Linked DNA regions of Mus musculus: all the other regions are linked to region 3. Evidence: chromatin contacts called from ENCODE Hi-C data. All regions are on one chromosome and are shown on one strand. Each heading gives the region's core, a stretch centred on a gene start or an enhancer-like site at or near the end of the contact. The rest is flanking DNA. Distances are from core to core; before and after follow the strand shown.

The links. Hi-C counts contacts between places; a loop is a spot of excess contacts on that map.
Region 1: a map of regulatory T cell shows a loop between it and region 3 (5-fold over the local background). The contact joins the promoter of 4732471J01Rik here to the promoter of Kcnn4 in region 3. A Hi-C loop is called at or near these places in 2 of 37 maps with a recorded cell type or tissue (T-helper 2 cell and regulatory T cell).
Region 2: a loop to region 3 is called in a map of T-helper 1 cell, with 3 times the contacts of the local background. The contact joins the promoter of Tgfb1 here to the promoter of Kcnn4 in region 3. A Hi-C loop is called at or near these places in 3 of 37 maps with a recorded cell type or tissue (T-helper 1 cell, T-helper 2 cell and regulatory T cell).

The regions. Positions count from the first base shown.
Region 1 is chr7:25,393,436-25,396,135 of GRCm38, forward strand. 4732471J01Rik (RIKEN cDNA 4732471J01 gene) reads left to right here and starts at 1,278. Exons shown (of 7, transcript NR_015569.3): 1 at 1,278-2,518. It also overlaps a transcript of Lipe not described here.
Region 2 is chr7:25,685,600-25,688,299 of GRCm38, forward strand. It overlaps Tgfb1 (transforming growth factor, beta 1), which reads left to right and starts at 1,403. Exons shown (of 7, transcript NM_011577.2): 1 at 1,403-2,624. The coding sequence starts at 2,270. It overlaps B9d2 (B9 protein domain 2), which reads left to right. Exons shown (of 4, transcript NM_001362154.1): 4 at 382-963. The coding sequence ends at 695.
Region 3 is chr7:24,369,011-24,371,710 of GRCm38, forward strand. It overlaps Kcnn4 (potassium intermediate/small conductance calcium-activated channel, subfamily N, member 4), which reads left to right and starts at 1,253. Exons shown (of 9, transcript NM_008433.4): 1 at 1,253-1,585. The coding sequence starts at 1,427.

The DNA of each region.
Region 1 (2,700 bases), core at 28-2,527, 1.0 Mb after region 3:
TCCAGTAATAAGCTACATCCCCAGCTCCAGGATTTTTCCTTTTATCATACTGGCTTGTTTACAATGTTTTGTAAATGGGTGAATGAGAGAGGTTGAGACAGAGTTCCACTCTGTAGCCCTGACTGACCTGCAACTCACTATGTAGCCCGGGCTTGCCTTGAACTGACTCAGCTTCCCAAGGACTGGGATCAGAGGTGTGCGGCACATGCCTGGCAACAACAGTCTTATTACCATCTGTGTCCTCAGCTCTACTGAGACTGCCCTGCTAGTTACAGAAAGCCGAAGCCTGGCACCTCTAGGTATTGAATGTCTGTCTCGGGATGAAATCTTTGTGACTAGAGCCTTTTAGATTCAGAATTAAGGTTGAGGCATACAACAGCTGTCAGCTCCACACTCCCTGCTCTGAGAAGGCTGAAGGTATCCATCTCCCTGCCCTCACTGGACAGGTACAGGAAACCCAACCAGCTCAGTGCCTCTGTGTCTCTGTCGTCATTTGGGAAATGGGCTGATCATAATGACAGCTGTCTCATCCAGTTACTTGTGGCAAGATCACAAGGATAAATGACGGCTCCAGCCAGTCAGGATACCCTTGGGGCAGAGGTGGGATCTGATTCACAGGTCTGAGGCCTGGCACTAGGAAGGGCCTCAGGAAATGACAGTCACTTCTCAGAGCTGCGAGCCTTTGTGAGTGTGCTTACCTGAACCCCGTGCAAGGGAGGAGCCTTACTCAAGCAGATTCTTTCTGACTCCTCATGACACTAAGGGCAGCTTGGCTATTAACAGCTCCACGTCACACTTCACACATTCCTTTGCTTATCAATCTAATAAATACTTGAATGTCCATGTGTCTGGCATTCCCTGTAAACAAGGCAGACACAACCCTACTCTTAGGGAGACCAGTGTCTAGTAGAGTCAGACACTCTACTCAGCACACTCAGCCAGACAGTAGACTTACATACACCTCTCCAAAACACACACATTTGAATCTGACAACAGCCCTACAGATGCCTGTTGGGAGCTCAGAAAAAAAATTGAGAAAAGGTCCCTGTTCATTACTTCACATTCATAGCAATTTGGTACAATGGGTCTTTGCGATTGAGGTTCCATATCGCTTCAAAGCATAGTGTTCTGCTATGTGTCTTTGTTGGGGGATAGGAGGCTTCAGGGTCCTGCTTGAGCTCCAACACTTGTCTACCAAAGGAGGATGAGGAATGATGAATTTGGGGGTTTTGGGTCTGGTAAGCCATGCCAGGTTTTTTCTGGTTTTGCCTGCACAGGAACCTGTCCCTGGAGTCTGATAAAGATCCATGGACTGCCGGTGGAGCTGCATAGCGGAGGGCTTGCTTAGTGTTCACCAGGCCCTAGGTTTGGCTGTAAGCAGCGCCACAAGACAGACAAAACTCATAACCAAACCAGGACTTAATGCCTGCTCTGATTGAGCCATGCAAAATCTTTGGTTGTTCTGCCACTGTTTCTCCAGCCTTTTGGATCCAGGGAAGCTAAATGGTAACTCCCTCCTTTCTCTAAGGACAACGTAAAAGTTCTCATGTTTTGCAAGTCGCCCCAGGGTTGCTGGGTTGATGAAGGTCGATTGTCAAAGAGCAGATGGATGGATTCACTGAGAGAGTAAGAAGGGGCTGCAAGGAGCTCTTCCAATTACCGGATGCCCCTTCTGCCTACCTTTTGCATTCTATTTATTTAGAAAAAGCGGTTAAAAACCCTTCTACGTTATTCTTTTAAGAGGGCAGAAGACATGAAAACCGCTTGAACCGAAACAGAAAACACTAAAGGCACAGCTCTTGGCCACACAGAAAAAGGAACCTGAGAGAGAACCTTATTCCGACAGACGAGCATTTCGGACACTTCCCCAAAGACCGCACTGGGACAGACGTAGTCCTTACGTCTCGGTGGGGCATTCTACTCTCACATCACCCCCCCCCCCACGCGCAGGACGGCAGTGGATCAGTCCACGGGTCTCTTCCCCCTCGTGGAAGTGGGTCAGTTCCCCCAGTCCCCAGTCCCCCGCAGGATGTGCGGGATTTCTTTTAAGCTGTTACCGACTCACCTTTGATCTTGCCTTTTCGCCACCGCCTGCGACTGCGGTTCTTCGATCCTTCTTTGCCCTGCTTGGAGGCCTGGGCCCCCACGGGCGCCGATTCCACGGCCGGCTCCATCAATTCTTTCCAGTCCTGGCGCGGGGCCCAATTCCAGCGATCAAGTTCCTCTCTTAGAGTCAATCCTAGTTACACACCACTGCCAGGCCCCCAAACCATCCAATCCTGGGCAGGCTCCTCGCGGAGCTCCGCCTTTAATGGGTGGGGCTGAAGGTCTTGGCCCGCCCATCTGCTCAGATTAAAGGAACCGCGCAGTGCACCGTAACGACAAACAAAAAACCAAAAACCAAAAACCAAAAAAAAACCCGCAGTCCTGGAAGCAGCGAGAAGTGCCCTCACAGCAGGAATAGTGAGGAGTCGCGTTAGAGTCACCCCAACAAAGAATTCTCAGTCATCTTGTGCAGGTGCTGACCCTCGCCATCTCATTCACCTTTCCTTGAACCTGGCCCGCCCACTTGCCCCGGGAGCCGGAAGAACGGGCGGGCGGGCAGGGGGCGGGCAACCCAAGGCGTGGGCGGGGACCGACTTGGGGGCGTAGCCGCGCTTGGTAGCCGTTTGGAGAAGCCCCGCCTTTTCCTCCGCCCCC
Region 2 (2,700 bases), core at 153-2,652, 1.3 Mb after region 3:
GAGTCAGGTGCGTGAGAGCAAAGCAAGTCCATGAGGAGGAGGGCGGAAGGGGTCTAAGCTGAGGTGCTGACCTGGGGGCCTGGGAGAGTGAAGAGACCACAAAGGGAGGTCAGACGAGGCCAGACTTGACTTGAGAGGTTGGACTTTGTTCTGTGGCCCAGGGGAGTCATGGGAGGGTTTTGAGCAAGAGGGTAATGTGGATTGCTCTAGATTCCTGTGACTACTATGTGGAGTGAGTGGGAGATGAGAACCCAGAGAGGAAATTCAGGCAATAATCCAAGGTAAAAGTACTGTGCGAGGTCTCCAGTGGTTTCAATGCTGGGAACCCGGGAGCAGGGTTCTGCCCCTTTGTCCTTTTCTCTAACGCCTCTCCTCCCGCAGGTTGGCCTCGACTCCATCTCCAGGTGTGGTCCCAGGACAGCTTTGGCCGCTGCCAGCTTGCTGGCTATGGCTTTTGCCATGTGCCTAGCAGCCCAGGCACTCATCAGCTGGACTGCCCTACATGGAGGCCCCTGGGCAGTTGGAGGGAGCAGCTAGCACGGGCTTTCGTGGGTGGTGGGCCACAGCTGCTGCACGCAGATACCATCTACAGCGGGGCTGACCGCTACCGCCTGCACACGGCCGCGGGTGGCACAGTGCACCTTGGTATCGGCCTGCTGCTGCGCCACTTCGATCGCTATGGAGTGGAGTGTTGAGGGACTTCATTGCTACTAATCGCCATCATCCACTGAGCACATAATGGCACAGCAGTGAAGCAGGCACGTGGACTCTGGAGACTGTCAGTCCTGATCACCCCCAAGTCATGGCCCCTATGCCATGGACTGCAAGGCCAGGAACTCCCCTGTGGCCCATGCTCCACTGAACTACGGGGTAGAAAGGGCTGTGGGTTGGAGGGACATGAGCAGGGCCCACTGTTTGGACTGTCGGGGGCACTTAATAAAAGCGTGTATTTCTCATGGGTAAGGTGCCTCCTTGTATCCGCTAAAGCTCTCAGACGTCGGTCTCCTTATTTCACTCTCCTTGACACTCTCATCCGCAAAGTCTGCCCCTGCCTTTCGCTCTCCACCGCCTAGGTCCCCACTTCTAATACAGGACTCTGTTTTCTCACGAAGTCCCAATTTTTCCTTTGACCCTTCAACAACTCCCAAATCCACCGGGGCGCTTTGGTTGGTCACCGGCTTTAGTAGTGCTCCGCCGCCAGGAGGCAGCACCCTGGAGGTGGGGCGAGGCCGGGGTGCCCGCCCCCTCCCCGCAGGGCTGAAGGGACCCCCCTTGGAGCCCGCCCACGCTAAGATGAAGACAGTGCCCCCCCATGCCCTCCCCCTGGGGCTGCCCCCGCCCCGCGCGCGCTTCCTGGGTGGGGCCGGGGCGGCTTCAAAACCCCCGCCGCCCCAGCCGGTCCCGCCGCCGCCGCCGCCCTTCGCGCCCCAGGCCGTCCCCCTCCTCCTCCCGCCGCGGATCCTCCAGACAGCCAGGCCCCCGGCCGGGGCAGGGGGGACGCCCCTTCGGGGCACCCCCGGCTCTGAGCCGCACTCGGAGTCGGCCTCCGCTGGGAGCCGGCAAAGGAGCAGCCGAGGAGCCGTCCGAGGCCCCAGAGTCTGAGACCAGCCGCCGCCGCAGGGAGGAGGGGGAGGAGGAGTGGGAGGAGGGACGAGCTGGTTGAGAGAAGAGGAAAAAAGTTTTGAGACTTTTCCGCTGCTACTGCAAGTCAGAGACGTGGGGACTTCTTGGCACTGCGCTGTCTCGCAAGGAGGCAGGACCTGAGGACTCCAGACAGCCCTGCTCACCGTCGTGGACACTCGATCGCTACCCGGCGTTCCTCAGACGCCCCTATTCCGGACCAGCCCTCGGGAGCCACAAACCCCGCCTCCCGCGAAGACTTCACCCCAAAGCTGGGGCGCACCCCTTGCACGCCGCCCTCCCCCCAGCCTGCCTCTTGAGTCCCTCGCATCCCAGGACCCTCTCTCCCCCGAGAGGCAGATCTCCCTCGGACCTGCTGGCAGTAGCTCCCCTATTTAAGAACACCCACTTTTGGATCTCAGAGAGCGCTCATCTCGATTTTTACCCTGGTGGTATACTGAGACACCTTGGTGTCAGAGCCTCACCGCGACTCCTGCTGCTTTCTCCCTCAACCTCAAATTATTCAGGACTATCACCTACCTTTCCTTGGGAGACCCCACCCCACAAGCCCTGCAGGGGCGGGGCCTCCGCATCCCACCTTTGCCGAGGGTTCCCGCTCTCCGAAGTGCCGTGGGGCGCCGCCTCCCCCATGCCGCCCTCGGGGCTGCGGCTACTGCCGCTTCTGCTCCCACTCCCGTGGCTTCTAGTGCTGACGCCCGGGAGGCCAGCCGCGGGACTCTCCACCTGCAAGACCATCGACATGGAGCTGGTGAAACGGAAGCGCATCGAAGCCATCCGTGGCCAGATCCTGTCCAAACTAAGGCTCGCCAGTCCCCCAAGCCAGGGGGAGGTACCGCCCGGCCCGCTGCCCGAGGCGGTGCTCGCTTTGTACAACAGCACCCGCGACCGGGTGGCAGGCGAGAGCGCCGACCCAGAGCCGGAGCCCGAAGCGGACTACTATGCTAAAGAGGTCACCCGCGTGCTAATGGTGGACCGCAACAACGGTGAGCTCCGAGGGGCCGGGGAGCCAGGAGGGAGCCCCCAGGGGGCGCCGGAGTGCAGGGGTCACCGGGAGGAAAT
Region 3 (2,700 bases), core at 3-2,502:
GAGTGTCAAGTGCACCAGTGTATGTCAGGATCAATGTCAGGTGTGTGTGTGTGTGTGTGTGTGTGTGAGTCCCACACACAATGATGTGAGCTAGTGTGCATTTCCTGTTTTCTGGGCGCTGGATGACAGTGTCTGCCACCACAGGTGTTTACACATATGGGGCATCTCTCTGTGTTTCACATTCACACCCCCTTGTGTGTCTGTTGACGCATGTGTGTTGTGCCTGGTGATTCTTACAAATTGGTGTGCTCAGACCTGCTGTGTATTTGTGTGGCTCCTGGTACATGTCCCGTGTGGTCGTTGATGCTTAGCTCTTTGTATCGTAGAATATTATAGTGTTTTACTTGGTTTTGGTTTTGGAAACAGGGTCTCATGTGGCCCAGGCAGACCTTGAACTCATAGTTGACAATGATTGAGACCTGCTGATCCTCCTGGCCCCAGTTTCCTAGTACCAAGAGTCAGGCATGCACCATTGCCCACTTTATGCCATGCTGGGATCTACCTCAGAGAGTCTGTGATTCAAAGGAGCCCACTAACAGCTGCACTCCATCCCTGGTCCCACTTAAAAATTATCATTTAAGATTTATTTTTTTTTATGCGCATGCATGTATGTGAATATCAGCCACATGTGTCAGGGGCTCCCAAAAACCAGGAAAAGGGCGTCATCTCCTGGAGTTGAAGTTACAGGTGGTTTCAAGCCACCCACCCAGCAAGTAGGTGCTAGAAACGGAAGTTATACTCCTCTGGAGAGGAGCGCTCACTTTCACTCGCTGTGCCTGACTTTCCAGCCCCTCCCCCGCCCCACTTTGAATGTGTGACTGCGTGAGCTCAACCTTTGGGTGGCCCCGTGTGCAATGGGACGCTGCTGCCCTGCTAAGTGCTGGCGTGTGTCACACCATGTGTGTGTGTGGTGTCTGGGTGTGGCTGTGGGTTTCTGAACTTTCAGGAGTGTGAGTCACTTCTGTGGAGGTTGTGTGGTGTGTGCTGGTGTGTTGGGCTCCGTCTCCGGTCTGTCATAGGGTGCTCTGTGGTGTCTGGGTGTGGTGGGGGTTTTAGGTGTGTACCACAGAGTGCAAACGGTTGGAGAGTCACAACCTATTGTGTCAGTGTGTCTTTGCCCACGTGGATGAACTCTTCTTCCTTGCCCGGGACCACAAGACACACCCCAGCCCCTCCTTAGTCTTAGAAGGGAATGGGATAGCCAGCCTCCCCCTACCCAGGGACCTCCCCGTCCCTCCCCGCCCTGCCCTGCCTGCTGCAGTTACCACTCCCCAGAGGGCACAGGGCTAGGCTGTGCCTTCCAGCAAAAGTCCCAGAGTGAGCAGAACAGGCCGCTGGCCTGGAAGCCAAGCTGGCTGCCATTTGCGTACTGAGAGGTGGGGGACCCTGGGCAGGAAGCTGGCTGAGCCCCAAGACCTCAGGGGCCATGGGCGGGGAGCTGGTGACTGGCCTGGGGGCCCTGAGACGGAGAAAGCGCCTGCTGGAGCAGGAGAAGAGGGTGGCCGGCTGGGCGTTGGTGCTGGCGGGAACTGGCATCGGACTCATGGTTCTGCACGCTGAGATGTTGTGGTTCCTGGGCTGCAAGGTGAGTGGGGCCTTCCACCGAGCAGGGAAGGGACGGGGAGCCTGGTGTGAGGGAGGAGGGCTGGGGTCTGCACCCCTGGGTCTGAGGGAGGAGGGCTGGGGTCTGCACCCCTGGGTCTGAGGGAAGAGAGCTGGGGTCTGCACCCCTGGGTGTGAGGGAGGAGGGCTGGGGTCTGCACCCCTGGGTCTGAGGGAAGAGGGCTGGGGTCTGCACCCCTGGGTCTGAGGGAAGAGAGCTGGGGTCTGCACCCCTGGGTGTGAGGGAGGAGGGCTGGGGTCTGCACCCCTGGGTGTGAGGGAGGAGGGCTGGGGTCTGGACCCCTGGGTCTGAGGGAGGAGGGCTGGGGTCTGATCCCCTGGGTCTGAGGGAGGAGGGCTAGGGTCTGGACCCCTGGGTCTGAGGGAGGAGGGCTGGGGTCTGATCCCCTGGATCTGAGGGAAGAGAGCTGGAGTCTGCACCCCTGAGTGTGAGGGAAGGGGACTGGGGTCTTACACCCCTGAGTGTTAGAGAGCAAAGCTAGGAGATCTTATACTCCTGGGCATGAGGGAGGAAGGCTGGCATCTTCCACCCCGGGGTGTGAAGAAGAGAGGAGAGCTGGGGTGTGAGGGAGAAAGGTTGGGGTCTGCACCCCTGGGTGTGGGAGAAGAGAGCTGGTCTGGACTCCTGGGTCTAAGGGAGGAGAACTGAGGTCTTACACTTCTTAAGGTCTAAGAGAAGAAGGCTGGGTCTGGACCCCTGGATGTGATGGAGGTAGATGGGGGGTCTGTACCCCTGAAACCTGAGCTAGTGTGATATCGTCCTCCCCCCAGCTCCCCCCAACCTACACACACACACACACACACACACACACACACACACACACGCACACACACGTACGCACACATGGGAGACAGTTCTCAGTGTTAGCCTTTGGGTAAGTGTTATCAGACAGACCACTGGGGGTCTGGGCCTTGTTGAGGCCCATACAAGGCTGATCCTTGATAGCCTAGCTCTGGTGAAGGGAGGGCTGGCAAGGGAGAAAGACGTTGTCATTAGGCGTCTCCTTGCTCCTTATCTAGCCACTGCCATTTACCCAGTGCCACCAGGCAGTGCTCTGAAGTAACTGACAGAGGAGA